Linked DNA regions of Homo sapiens: all the other regions are linked to region 2. Evidence: chromatin contacts called from ENCODE Hi-C or POLR2A ChIA-PET data. All regions are on one chromosome and are shown on one strand. The core of a region is the stretch at or near the end of the contact, and the rest is flanking DNA. Distances in the headings are between cores, read along the strand shown.

Region 1 (4,774 bases), core at 959-3,458, 410 kb before region 2:
TTATCCTCTATTAATGAGCATCTCCACTATTGATTTCAGCTCTACAGGGTGTACTGTGTTATAGTGATGCCCTGTGATGTCCCTCCAAACTTCATGTCCTTGCAGAACCTCACAATGTGACCTTATTTAGAAATAGAGTCATTGCATATGTAATTAGTTAAGATGAGGTCATGCTAGAGTAGGGTGGGCCTTTAATCCACCATAACTGGTAACCTCATAAGAAAAGAAGAGACACTAAGACACAAACAGAGTGAAGATGGCCATGTGAAGTCACAAACACATAGGGAGAACACCCTGAACAACAGAGGCAGAGCTTGGAGTGATGCATTTACAAGCCAAGGAACTCCAAGGATTGCCAGCAACACCAAAAGCTAAGAGAAGGGCATGGAAGGGATTCTGCCCTGAGAAGGAGCCAAACCTGCTGACTCCTTAATTCTGGACTATTAATAGTAGCCTTGGCCAGGTGCGGTGGCTCACGCCTGTAATCCCAGCTCTTTGGAAGGCCAAGGCAGGCAGATCATGAGGTCAGGAGTTTGAGACCAGCCTGGCCAACATGGTGAAACCCTGTCTCTACCAAAATACAAAAATTAGCCGGGCGTGGTGGTGAGTGCCTGTAATCCCAGCTACTCAGGAGGCTGAGGCAGGAGAACTGCTTGAACCCAGGAGGTGGAGGTTGCAGTGAGCCGAGATCGTGCCATTGCATTCCAGCTTGGGCAATAGAATGAGACTCCATCTCGGAAAAAAAAAAAAAAAAAAGAAAAAATAGTAGCCTCAGGAGCTGTGAAAAATAAATTTATATATTTTGTTTTCTGCTACCAGTTTTTGGTGGTTTGTTATGGCAGCCTTAGGAAACTAATACAGGGAGTTTTCAGAAAATGATTCTGCTGATCCATGGACTAGATGATGTTTCTCAGAGCCTATGCCCACGAAATGGCATAAAAACCAGTTGAAATTTGTATGAGAAGTTGTGTTATTGGCCCAAACTAGATATGGTTTAAATAACTCTTTAGCTTGCAGCCTTCCTTGTGTTAAGTTAGTCGTTTCTTGTTCTTAGAGATTGAATGTTTTTGTTAATGGCTGCGCTGGAAGTGCTTCTCACTGTTATAGAATAAGAAGAGACAGCTTCAGGTTCCTCTGTGCATCCATTGGTATTTGTTTTTCTTGGCGGCTCTCAGATTCAAGATAGGAATTTCACCAGCAACTTCTACTTAAAGCCAGTGCATTACCTTTAGATCAGGCTACATACATGTGTTTTGGGCCAAGGAACCTAAAGTATGGAACTGGTTCTTTTCAATAGAGAGGAATTATGATATGTCATTATCATAAAAGCCCTTTTAAAAAAATTTAACTTTTAAGTTCAGGGACACGTGCAGGTTTGTTATATAGGTAAACTTGTGTCATGGGAGTTTGATGTACAGATTATTTTCACCACCCAGGTATTAAGCCTAGTACTTATTAGTTGTTTTTCCTGATCATCTCCCTCTACCTATCCTCCACCCTCTGATAGGCCCTGGTGTGTGTTGTTCCCCTCTATGTGTCCATGTGTTCTTATCATTTAGCTCCCACTTACAAGTGACAACATGCGGTAATTGGTTTTCTGTTCCTGCATTAGTTTGCTAAGGAAAATGGCCTCCAGCTCCATCCATGTTGCTACAAAGGACATGATCCTGTTCCTTTTATGGCTGCATGGTATTCCATGGTGTATATGTACCACATTTTCTTTATCCAGTCTACCATTGATGTGCAGTAAATGCCCTTCAGAAAGTTGAAGCCGGGCTCAGTGGCACGTACCCGTAGTTCCACCTACTTGGGAAGCTGAGGCAGGAGGGCTGCTGAGGCCAGTAGTTCAACATTGTATTGTGGTATTACTGCTCCTTTGACTACTGGTCTCCAGCCTGGGCAATGCAGTGAGACCCCATCTTTCAAAAAAAAAAAAAAAAAAGGAAAGAGAAGAAATTTGATCTACTGTTTGGTCCCAGATAGAACCTGAGATTGTGTGTTTTGTATGCTATGAAATTAAAAGGCCGAGTTAGCCAGTAAGCATCCAGTTTGAACTGTCTGGAATTGCCTCACTGGAGTCTTGTCCTCTGTGATCAATTGTGGGCTCTAGTCTCAGTATGTCATGCCTGGCAGGCTTCTAGGTTTGGGCAGAGGAAATGAAACCTAGTCGGTTACTCTGAGATTTATAGTAGACCTGCTATTGCAGGAAGTGGTGAAAAGTTGATTGATAGTTTGAGACAAAACTCTACAGCAAAAAAACAGGATGTATGCTTTCCATTTATACCCAGTTCCCCCTGCCCCTACATTTCAGGCTCCTTTTGCATTTTGTTTTGGTTGCTTCATAAGGCTGCGGAGGCTTTCCCCCTCCTACAGTCACCAAATGTAAAATAATTGAGGAAATTTTGTATCAGCTTAGCCATAGTAAAGGCAAGTACTTTCTGCTGTTGCAATTACTCTTTCGTGGTAGTTACATGTAGCATAACTTGTCTGCAGTCTTTAAAGAGAAATTCTCCAAATAGGATATTATTTCACATATGCAGAAAGAATGAAAGGTCTTTTTTAAGTTACATTGTAGGATTACATTTCCAGTAACTTTCTAAGAAAAATCTATTTTGAGTGTGGTTTTATTAAAATATGACAGCAGTGGTATCCAATTGTCTCTTTTAAATGCAGCGTCTCTTCATTCTATAATAAATATATTCTTAACAGGTAGGTGATCCTCACTTAGATATAAAACATGTAACTAGCCAGGCATGGTGGCTTACTCCTGTAATCCCCAGCACTTTGAGAGACCAAGGTGGGTGGATCACTGTGAGGTCAGGAGTTTGAGACCAGCCTGGCCAACATGGCAAAACCCCATCTCTACTAAAAATAACAAAAATTAGCCGGGCGTGGTGGCGCATGCCTGTAATCCCAGCTACTCGGGAGGCTGATGCAGGAGAATCACTTGAACCAGGGAGGTGGAGGTTGCAGTGAGCTGAGATCGCTCCACTGCACTCCACACTCCAGACTGGAAGGCAGAGTGAGAGTCTGTCTCAAGAAAAACCTAACCAGACAAACAAAAAACATATACTATAACTAGTAACTCAGCCTATGTGTTTGTTGAGAGTATCAAAATGTACCATGCCCAGGGCTGCCGCTCATGCCTGTAATCACAGAACTCTGGGAAAGCCAAGGTGGGAGGATCACTTGAGCCCAGGAGTTGGAGACCAGCCTGGGCAACATAGGGAGAACCTGTCTTTACAAAAAATATAAAAATTAGCTGGGTGTGGTGGCATGTGCCTGTAGTCCCAGCTACTCAGGAGGCTGAGGTGGGAGGATCACTTTTGCCCAGGAGGTCAAAGCTACAGGGAGCGCTGATTGCACCACTGCACTCCAGAGCCCAGGCAATAAAGCGAGAACCTGTCTCTAAATAAAGAAATAAATAGTACCTGATGTTTGTAAGAGTGGTTATCTAATAATGCCATTTGACCAAGCTTTTGGACATGAACTAGCCTAGTCAGTTTTGAGTACGACAGAGAAAAACTACTACCTACCTTAAGTGAGCTGCTTTCTGAAAAGGTAAGTCTGTTACAAAAGTAGATTGTGTAATTGACAAGGAGTGGCAGATTAGAACCAACTCTAATTGTACTAGTGGTTGAAAAAAACAAAACAGCTACTCTTTCATGGCTTAATTTTTTTTCCCTACAGGAATAATTTCCCTTTTTGTGAACAGTGATTGCTAGGTTATCTGTGCTAAGTAATTGAATAAAAACAAACCCAACTTTAATTCCTCAGACTACTGGGGCACATTCTACACCAATGCTATTTTGAAATTTTAATCAGTTTTTATCCTAGCATTCTTTAAGAATGGGAGAGAGTTCAGAATGTTTCTTTTATTAAAGTTTCTTTCAGAACTTTAGTATTAATTTAGGAAGCTAGCCAGCTTGAGGTATTAAAGGTGGGATAATAAAATAGAAATGAAGCTTGGCAAAGGATCAAAAATCAATTTATCTGTCTATCTATCTATCATCCATCCATCTATCCATCCATCCATCCATCCATCCATCTATCCATCTATCCATCCATCCATCCATCCATCAACTTATTGTATAACCTGGTAATTTTAAACATAATATAATGCCGAAAGTGAAAAACTTTTTCCTGAAGGATAAAAGTTCGCATCAGCTGGTTACAGGCAGGAGTTCCTGTTTGGGCCCCTGGACTCAGCTTCACCACTTTTCTGCCTGTTACACTTGTTACTTTCAGTCCCCCTGTGTGTGGGGTATGCTTTCTGAGAAGAGCCAGGATTCTAGGGGAGGAGCTTTGGAATTCCACATTTCTACTGTTATAAAAGACAGGACACAATATCTGTATAGTAGACAATAACAAAGATCCAAATAATATCAACTTGAGAATTGGCATGTTTAATATATTCAGCAATATTCACAAAAATGATTCAAATTTTACCCTTGTTTTCTAAACCTCCATAGATGATGCTTATATGTATACTTCATTTAACATTGTTAAGCTAAATATATTAGTCACAGTTCCTTTGGAGGATTCTGGGCTTTGTGCAAGTCAGAACTTGCTCAGTTGGAAGATGCTGAGTGGAGCTCAAGTTAGGAAGAAGTAAAGAATGTGGCCTTAAGAAAGGACACTTTGGCCAGGTGCAGTGGCTCATGCCTGTAATCCCAGCACTTTGGAAGGCCTAGGCGGGCAGATCACCTGAGGTCGGGAGTTCAAGACCAGCCTGACCAACATGGAAAAACCCTGTCTCTACTAAAAATATAAA
Region 2 (4,705 bases), core at 2,149-4,648:
GGACCTTGCCCATACCTTTCTCTTTTTGCTTAACTTGGTTCGAATTGAGTTTTTGTCTCTTGCACCCCAAGAGTTTTGATGAGCACATTTGGGAAGAAAAACCTTTCTGGTGGGACGTGTGTCAAGATCCAAGATTCACAGAAAGTCAGAGCTGGGTGGGGCCTCCGGGATGGGCTAGGTCAGGAGTATCGTGACTGCTCCCTACGGAGACTGAGGGGCGCCAAGACCCAGGCCTCTTTTGTCTGGAACAGCTGCTCTTTCATTGGTTTTGCACACACAGAGACCTGCGAGCGCTTTCATCAGTGCTTTCCTTGACTGACAATGTCTGGAAACCACTGAGACAAGTTTATGCCACTGCTTTATACATGGGGAAACTGGGGCTCAGGGAGATTAGGCCACACGGCCGGGAAGAGGTCAGACGTGGCTGTGCCACTCCTAACTCAGTGCCCTTGGCAGTGGAGAAGGCTGCCTGCCTCCAAGGCTGGAACTGGGCAGTTTGCTGTGAGGGCAGAAGGTTCTTCCTTTCTTTCCTGGATGTGGCCAGAGAGGGGCCTGAAGGAGCTGCAGCTTTGTGATCCACCTCTTCCAGGACATGCGGGGAGCCACGGGGCCAATTCACAGGCTGGGACAGATCATGCATAAATAGAAGAAGGCAGGCCCTGGAGCTGAGCTGCCTTCTGGGGTTCCGCACATGATTGTCACTTACCCAGCCTCCTCTGAGGACTCAGGACCTCAGAGTCCTCGGGACAATGGACCATGCACTGTGGCCCAAAATAGGGTTTCGGGCACAAGCTTTGGAAGTAGAGCTGGGTTCAAGTCCCAGATCTTCCCCACATCTAGCTGTGGACACATTATTTACATTCTCTGAGTGGCAGTTTCCTCGGCTGAGAGAGAACGCATAGCAGCCTCCCAGCAATGTGGTGAGAACTAAATGAAGCACTTAGCACATCAAGCACTGAGCATGGTGCTTGGTACCTGGTCAGCGCCCAATACGTGGCTGTTCTTCTATTATAATAATTTAAGAATGATCACTATTTTCGTTCCAAGTTCCACACTGCACAGTAGGGGACAGGAGGCTGAGGAAGGCAGAGCCTGAAGGAGTCTGAACTGGGCGCTGGTTTGTCAATTGGCATGAAAATCCCACCTCATAGTAAATTTCCGATGGAAACGAAGCGTGAGAGTTCAGTGTTTTCCCACTTAATGGAATTGTGACTTTTCTTCTAGCCACGGTTCTTTGTCCTGAGTAAAGTTGTAGCAAAGGCTGTCACTGTTCGCACTTCTTTGTTTTATTTTTACTTGTGTGAAGAGCAATCAAAATAAATAAATCGGCTGTGTGATTTCAAGTAACTAAAACAGAAGCCAAAAATTGAGGGAGAAAAAAACCCCAACAAACCAAAACAAAACCAATCAAAATTTGCTTCTTCAGTGGCCCAAATGCCTCTTCTGAGTTTAGGCACCCGGGGGTTTGTCTGCTCCGGAGAACAGACACACCAATTGCATGGTGTTCCCAAGGCTTAGAGGAGCAGACTGAACAGTCAAATGCATTTTTGCTCTTCCAGCAATTTCAAAAACAAATAATTATAAACCTAACATTTTTTGAACTATTTATCATGTGCCAGGTGCTATAAATGTGTGTTTTACATGCATTCTGTCCATTAGTTCCTCCAAAAGCTAAGGATTAGTATCATTCCCTTTTACAGGTGAAGAAACTAAGGCTGAAAGAGGGCAATTAACTTGCTTATGGCCACGCAGCTGGTAAAGATCCCGGGAGACTCAGGATGCAGGGTAGGGCAGATTGCTCCAGAAAAGATGCTGAAATTCCTTCTGGAGACTCTGCTGGGTGGGGGTTGAAATATGGTGGTTGAGCCCTTCTGTGTTCCTAGGGCATCTTGGGAAGAATATAGAGTGGCCACGGCTCAGAGGACCCACTTCCTGACAGACTGTTTACTTCCAAGAGTAGTGGCCTCCCTCAATGGAAGAACCCCTAGACTTTCAAAGTGTGTTAGTCAGATTTTGCACTGTGATATGCTGCATGACAAGCACCCCCACAAAATCTCAGGGGCTCACAACCAACACTCTTTCTTTGTCTTGCTCTTGGGTCTGTGGGTCATCTGGGGGTAGATCTGCTCTAGGCTTTGGGTTAGGATCAGGAATGTTCCATGTGCTTCATTCTGGAATCAGAGGTTTCACAGAGGATGTCTTATGGGGAATGGCAGAAGTACAAAAGACCCAGCCAAACCAGCAAGCACATTTAAAACCTCTGCTCACCTCACATTCACTTACATTCTGTTGGCCAAAAGAAGCCAAGCATTCCATCACTGTACAAAGCAGATGCACAACCCACTTCCTCTGCAGTCCCATCTCCACACAATGGCAGCTTACTGCAAGACCACCTTGCCTTAAAAACTTTTGCCTCTTCTTTCCATGAGAATGAGGTTGGAAATTTTCCCAAAACAAAACAAAACAAAAAAAAGAAAAAAAGAAAAAAACTTTACTAAAGACTAAAGGGAGAAACACAGAGAGGCTGTAGGGGATGTCCACCAGTTCTGCTTGTGAAGCCTCCATTCAGCTGGTAATTCCCAATCTCCTCTTAGAGAATCACCTCTCCTCATTCTCGGTCCCTGTGATTTGAGGGTGAGAGGTTACTGCCCTGGCCTGCCAACGTCAGGGGTGGACACCTGATCCATTCCTGGCCAATGGAAATACTGCTGCAAATCCTTGTCCATATGACTGTCTCTGGGCTGGTCATCTCACCCAAACTGGGCCAGTGACTTATACTAGGGCTATTAGAACAGGGATTCACATTTCTGGTGAGTCTGTGAAGCTTCTAGTATATAAGCTGGGAGCCTCTGGTAGCCATATTTGGTACCTCTCATACCATAAAGTGAAGCTCACACAGAGGCAAACAGGGCCAAAGGATGAGGCAACATTGAGAGAACATTGAGCATCTGGATCCAGCTGTGCCTGAAAGCCCTAAACTACAACAAATTTCTTTTTGGGGTAGGGGTTGGGGATAAGCCAGTTTGAATTGGATATTTGTCCCTTGCAACCAAACAACACCTTACTAATTCAGAAATAGAGGCAAAGGTAAGTAAGATGGTTGAGATCAGACTTGGGTTCAAATCCTGGCCCTGCCACTTAGAGCTGTGTGCCCTTGAGGAGTCTTGATCTCCGCATCTGTCAAATGGGAATAGTCATGCTGCCTTTGAGGTGGTTGTGAGGGTAAACCATATAAAACGGGTTGTCTGGGTCTGGTGAATGGCTGATGCGTATGCTAACTCGAGGATTCAGAAGCAGGCTTCCTGTCTGCCCTGGGCGAAAGTCCAGCCTCACAGTTTCTTTGCCCACAGATCCCACAAGTCACGCGACCTCCCCTTCCTGTTGCTCACAGGAGGCCGGGGTTGGCACGGGCTCCGAGCTCTGGCAGGCTGCGCCTTCTCTCCCAGAACGTCCCTCTCGCCAGCTCTCGCCTTCTCTCCAGGCCACCTCTGGGCCCAGCAGCTCTGTACCTTGGAATGCGGCTGTGCTCGCCCTGCAGACCGGCCCCGCCCTGCCCCTGGCGGAGGAGCTTTTCCCCTTCACAGAACTGCAGGCCCTTAGTGGCAGGAGACCGGGGGCCCTAGAGACTCCTTCAGCTTTCTTGGAGGGAAATCTCAGGTTCCCAGGGCACAGAGCAGCAAGTGGCACGCCCAGAATTCAAACCCTGGCCTTTGCCTCCATGCTGCTTCTGCCCTCAACTCCCTCCCTGGGAGCACTGCCCCACGTGGGGGTCACAATCAGGGGACATACCAACCAAGGAAATTTTTTTTTTTTTGGAGACAGGGTCTTGCTCTGTTGCCAGGCTGGAGTGCAGTGGCATGAACATGGCTCACTGCAGCCTTGACCTCCTAGGTTCAAGTGACCCTCCCACCTTGACCTCCCAAAGTGCTGGGATTACAGGCATGAGCCATCATGACTGGCCCCAAGGAATATTTTTAATCTTCATAGCTATAGACAAGTCAGCAGCTATTCCCAGCCCCTTCTGCACGAGAATGCAAGCTCCACAAGGACGGGGTTTTTTTGTCTGCTTCATCCCTACTGTGTTTCCAGAGCCTTAAATACTGCCCCATTCACAGTCAGTGCTTCATAAATGTTTCGTTGACAGAATAAGAGGATGGAGTGAATGAATGCATGCGGTGCTGCTTCTCCCTCTGATAAGTGACATAAAGTTCTATTTGTAAATATTTTATATGGCTTTTTTTTTTGACATAGAGTCTCGCTCTGTTGCTCAGGCTGGAGTGTAGTGGCGCGACCTTGGCTCACTGCAACCTCAGCCTCCTGGGTTCAAGTGATTCTCGTGCCTCAGCCTCCTGAGTAGCAGGGATTACACTCAACAAATATTCATAGCCCCCACACCAGGCTAATTTTTTTAATTTTAGTAGAGGCTGCGTTTCACTATGTTGGCCAGGCTGGTCTCAAACTCCTGGCCTCAAGTGATCCGCTCATCTCGGCCTCCTAAAATGCTGGGATTACAGACATGAACCATGGCTCCCAGCCTGTAAATACATTTGAGTAAGAAAAAGTTAAGTCAGTTAGAAGGCAAATGCTAAGGGAAGAGCAGCAGGGTGGTGAGTGGAAGTAGAAACAGCAGTCAGGTGGGGCCGGGATGCTGGGATTTAGGCAATGTCGGGTGACTCAGCTCTGCTGTTCCTTCCAGCAGAAAATT
Region 3 (4,836 bases), core at 846-3,345, 270 kb after region 2:
CTTGGACGGCCCTAAGATGTGATGATGTGAGTGAAGGATGCAGTTCACCCAACCCCATAAATGAATGGAGTCCTCTTGTAAGAGGGAATCAGCCCCAACCTACAGAGAAAAGAGAAGCTAAGTCTATGCAGGGGAGGGAGAAAGGGGGAAAGGAAGGAAGAAGAGATGGGGAGGGAGGAAGGGACAGTGGAAAAGAGGAAGGCAAGGGGAGGGAAAAGAGATCCTTGTCATTCGATTCACTAGCATCCCAAGGCTAATACCACATTCAAATTTTCACTCGCATGAGTCAAAAAAACTTCCCCATTTTACTTAAGCTTTGAGTTGGTTTCTGGCACTTTTAACTGAAAAGGTCTGAATAATAAAGTTCATCAATCCACTTGTAACCTAACTTCTAGAATTCAGGTTGTGCTGGGAAATTGCTAATTCAAAACTCAAGTGCCTACATCAGCGTGGGAAGGAGTCCTTTGGAGCTGTCTGAAATTTCAGGGCATTGTCCCCATTGGAAGCTTTGAACATTACACTTAGAAATGCTAATGAGAAAGAGAGAAAAGAGGGAGAGAGAGAAGGTTTAACCAATTTTCAAAAGCCAAAGTCAGTCTTTTTAGGAGAGAAAGGGGAAGAAAAAGGGATGGAAGACACTGGGAGTGTTTTTAGTGGCTGAGACAATGGAGGGTCTTCCTTACCAGGTAGTGAGGAATTTTTCCTACAAAAAAGACACGAGTGGCTTTTGTATTTGTAGACAGGACTAACCCTCCTGGGGGTGAGCTGATCAAGGTGAAATTATATAACCTATACAGTTAACTAAAGTGAATTCATCTCCATGCCCTCAGCAAGAAGAGTGAAAAAGAGGGCTGACATGGTGTTGGTTCTGCCCATCCTCACCTGCAAGGGGCATGTGAGAGCTGAAGTAATCAGATTTACTTCCTACCTCTCACGGTGCAAGCACCTCACTGTGCTAGTGGGCATTTGAAGGGATTTTCCAAATGCACCTTTAACTGTACACAATTTTCATCTTTGTAGAAATTTAGAACCCGACTCCCTAAATAACATGAGACATCACCATCACAGGCCTCATATTACAAGCCTGTACAGAGGGTGTGTGTGTGTGTATGTGTGTGTATGTGTATGTGTGTGCATATGTGTGTGTCTCAGAATATATCTGATGGTTATTTGAAGCTCAGTATTAATAAGCTATATAATAACTGGGTTCTATAGTATTTGAAATCAAAATCACTTTTAGATTCCTCTAGGCTCTTGTAAATGATAAGTACATCAAAATGCCTTGTGATGGCCTTCTGGGAAAAAATCCTCTCAGCCCAATTTACCAGGCAACTTTTATCCCATTGAATAAACTCGAGGCTCTAAGGCAGTGACTCTGCCATCAACAACATATATGAAAGCCTGCACTTTGTGGTTGGTCTGTTTTGTGTGAGGTGGGCACTTGCTGTTCTACTTGCCCAGTGGCACTTTTTAATTGGAATGATTTTTATTTGGTCTGATTTCCTGAAATAGAATACATCGCCTGCTTTAGAAACCCCAGATAGTCTATCAGCACAGACAGCAAATTGTCCTGGGGTTCTTGGCTTAGCTGTTTGTGGGGAGAAAGACTGCTGGGCAGGGTTTTGGCAGGGGGCAGTTGTAGCATATTCAAATCAGATATTGAAACAGTTTGTGTGTGTTTAGGAAGTAACCACAAATTTGACATGCCACCTCCACCCCAAACCCCAAACTGGTTCCATTCCAACAGGCAGTAGTCTCAAAGACTCTCTTAAATGGTTCATTTCTTCCTATTTACAACTCCCACAGTGAGCTGTTTTTTTAAGGGGAAATCAGTTTCTATGAACATCTAGGGCCCTGAGTGGGTCTTTGCTCTTTATTTGTCCTGCTTTGTTTAAACCAAAGAATACCTCAAGCCAGTAACCAGGCGAGCAGGGGCCTGTGACAGGCATGGTCACCTGAAATCCATTTATGCACAGGGATTGAAGGAGCAATCATATTCTAAATAAGGCTAATGAAGCTTTTTGTGAAAGCGCCAAAACCCACACACAAACGTCACCCTTGGCGTGTTCTCATTTCCACGGAGCAAAAGCAAAGGGGAGAAGGCTTACTGGGAAGCTGCCGCTGGCACATAGAATTAAGCAAAGGCTGTCCCATAGGTGTGCACAGCGGGCTTCTTTTCAGAGGGAGGATGAGGAGGAGGCAATGTGGTTCTTGCATACTAAGGGACTCAGTGTACTGCTCTAGGTGTGATTTTTCTTTTCTGTCACAATTGAGCCCAGTTTGAATTTCTCCCCTTACTTTCTTTTGGTTCACTCTTTTCCTTCATGGTAATCTTGCTGCTTAATGACCCTGGCCCCAGGCTTCCAAGGTAACTTGCCAAGAAGTTCAAGTTTACTTCTGAAGTCCATGGCTCTCACTTCCTCTTCCTTCGTCCCTCACCGCTTCTCACTTTTCTCCTCACACCTCCCGCACAACATCTGAAATATTCACTACCTCCAAGCGGCCCCGCTTTTGCAACCCACCCAAGCCTGTCATTTGTTTAAACGCTACTACTTATTTGGGTTTTGGCTCTGGGCCAGTCATCAGCAAACATTTTCTGAAAAGGGTTAGATAGTAAATAGTCTCAGCTTTTGAGCCACACTGTCTCTGTTGCAACCCTTCACTCTGTTATATCATGTAAATAGCCATCAACAATATGTAAATGAACAGGTAGGTGTGTCTGTGTTGCAATAAAACTTCATTTACAAAAAGAGGCAATAGGTTTGATTTGGCCTGATGGTCAAATGGAGTGAGTCCATGTGACATATGCAGGAAACTCACAAGGCTTTTAAGAATGGTATGTGCCCCAAAACACTGCCAGCTTGACCTGAAAGGGACAGAGAGAACAAAATGAAAGAAGGTTGTCAGATCACCAAAATTCTACAGACAGGAAACAGGTGGGTGAAACTACAGCTGCAAACAAGTATTACCCTTTATGAAGAAGGAAAGATGACTGTGAGAGCAGACCTTATAGGCTCTGAAGGCAGAGCTGAGAGCCATGCCTTGAAACCTAATGGAGTTTTTCTGGTTGGATTTAGAAAACATTTGGGACCAGGGACTCTTTTTTTTCTTTCCTTCTTCTCTCGTTTTGAATGGGAGTGCTGTTACCCTGGTGGAGTGTGTTTCATTTTGTATTTTGGGAGCAGATAATTTCTTTGCTAGCTTCATAGGTCCACAGATAGAGAGAAATTGTGCCACACACTGGACTATACCCAGAGCTTCACCCATGCCTATATTCGATGATTTATGTGATGAGAAATGAAACTTTTGACCTGATAAGACTTAGATGAGATTTTGGATTCAGGTTGATTGCTGTAATGGGTTGGGAGTTTTTAAGAATGGGTCAATGCAGTTGAGATAGACATAAAACTTTGGGAACAGACAGCATATTTTTGCAGGTTGAACAATGGCCTCCAGGCCAGCACGGTGGCTCACACCTGTAATCCCAACACTTTGGTAGGCTGAGGAAAGAGGATCACTCGAGCCCAGGAGTTCAAGACCAGCCTGGGCAATATAGTGAGATACTGTCTCTTTTTAAATTAAATAATAATAATAATAATGGCCCTCCAAAGATGTCCATATCCTAATCCCTGGAACCTGTGAATATATTACTTTCCACTGTAAAAGGAATTCTGCAGATGTGATTATGTTGAGGGTCTTGAGATGGGGAGGTTATCCTGGTGGGCCCAATGTAATCAGAAGAGTCCTTGTGAGAGATCAGCAGAAGCATCAGAATCAGAGAGAGAAGATGTAAGGATGGAAGCTGAGGTCAGAGAAAAGAGAAGATGCCACACTTCTGGCCTTGAAGCTGGAAGAAGGGACCACAAGCCAAGGAATGCCGGCAGTCTCTAGAAGTTGGACAAAGCAAGGAAGCAGATTTTCCCCTAGAGCCTCCAAAAGGAAGATAGGCTGACACCTTGATTTTAGCCCAGTATTTTTATTCCAGAACTATAGGATAATAAATTCACATTGTTTTAAGCCCACTGTGTTTGTCGTCTGCTGTGGGAAGTCAGGGACCCCAAATGGAGGGACCGGCTGAAGCTGTGGCAGAAGAACATAAATTGTGAAGATTTCACAGACATTTATCACTTCCCCAATCAATACTCTTATAATTTCCTATGCCTGTCTTTACTTTAATCTCTTAATCCCATCATCTTCGTAAACTGAAGATATATGTCACCTCAGGACCCTGTGATAATTGCATTAACTGCACAAATTGTTTGTAAAACATGTGTGTTTGAACAATATGAAATCTGGGCATCCTAAAAAAGAACAGGATAACAGTGATTTTCAGGGAACAAGGGAGATAACCATAAGATCTGACTGCCTGTGGGGCCAGGCAGAACAGAGTCATATTTCTCTTCTTGCAGAAGGCGAATAGGAGAAATATCGCGGAATTCTTTTCCCAGCAAGGAATAAACCTGGGAAAGGAATGTATTCCCAGGGGAAGGTCTGTAAAATGGCCGCTCTGGGAGTGTCTGTCTTATGCGGTTGAAGATAAGGGATGAAATACGCCCTGGTCTCCTGCAGTGCCCTCAGGCTTGCTAGGATTAGGAAATTCCAGCCTGGCAAATTCTAGTCAGACAAGTTGTCTGCTCTCTAACCTTGTTTCCTGTTAACATGTTTATCAATGACAATGTGTGCCCAGCAGGACATGGAACCTCATCAGTAATTCTGATTTCGCCCTGGCCTTGTGATCTTGCTCTGCCACTTGTCTTGTGATCTTTTATTGCCCTAGGAAGCATGTGATCTCTGTGACCCACTCCCTATTCGTACCCCCTCCCCTTTTGAAGTCCT

What was found. Hi-C counts contacts between places; a loop is a spot of excess contacts on that map. ChIA-PET counts read pairs that join two places held with the same protein, here RNA polymerase II (POLR2A). Pooled maps may share reads with other maps.
Region 1: a loop to region 2 is called in a map of naive thymus-derived CD4-positive, alpha-beta T cell, with 2.1 times the contacts of the local background. The contact joins two enhancer-like sites. A Hi-C loop is called at or near these places in 1 of 168 maps with a recorded cell type or tissue (naive thymus-derived CD4-positive, alpha-beta T cell), 1 of 37 single-sample maps with no recorded cell type and 7 of 50 pooled maps.
Region 3: a map with no recorded cell type shows a loop between it and region 2 (2.8-fold over the local background). The contact joins two enhancer-like sites. A Hi-C loop is called at or near these places in 3 of 37 single-sample maps with no recorded cell type and 2 of 50 pooled maps. POLR2A ChIA-PET finds 5 or more read pairs at or near these places in 1 of 52 experiments (GM12878).

The regions. Positions count from the first base shown.
Region 1 is chr3:72,754,550-72,759,323 of GRCh38, reverse strand. All of the region lies in intron 10 of SHQ1 (SHQ1, H/ACA ribonucleoprotein assembly factor), which reads left to right. Among named protein-coding and RNA genes, the nearest start is that of SHQ1, 92 kb to the left of the region's middle. Within about 2 kb of position 2,208, at least 3 of the 41 ENCODE cell types and tissues checked have a DNase peak (open chromatin) inside an H3K27ac peak, as active enhancers do.
Region 2 is chr3:72,346,809-72,351,513 of GRCh38, reverse strand. No RefSeq gene overlaps it. Among named protein-coding and RNA genes, the nearest start is that of RYBP, 97 kb to the left of the region's middle. Within about 2 kb of position 3,398, at least 10 of the 41 ENCODE cell types and tissues checked have a DNase peak (open chromatin) inside an H3K27ac peak, as active enhancers do.
Region 3 is chr3:72,075,755-72,080,590 of GRCh38, reverse strand. All of the region lies in intron 2 of LINC00877 (long intergenic non-protein coding RNA 877), which reads left to right. Among named protein-coding and RNA genes, the nearest start is that of LINC00877, 22 kb to the left of the region's middle. RefSeq lists enhancers at 1,933-1,982, 2,103-2,232, 2,303-2,392. Within about 2 kb of position 2,095, at least 3 of the 41 ENCODE cell types and tissues checked have a DNase peak (open chromatin) inside an H3K27ac peak, as active enhancers do.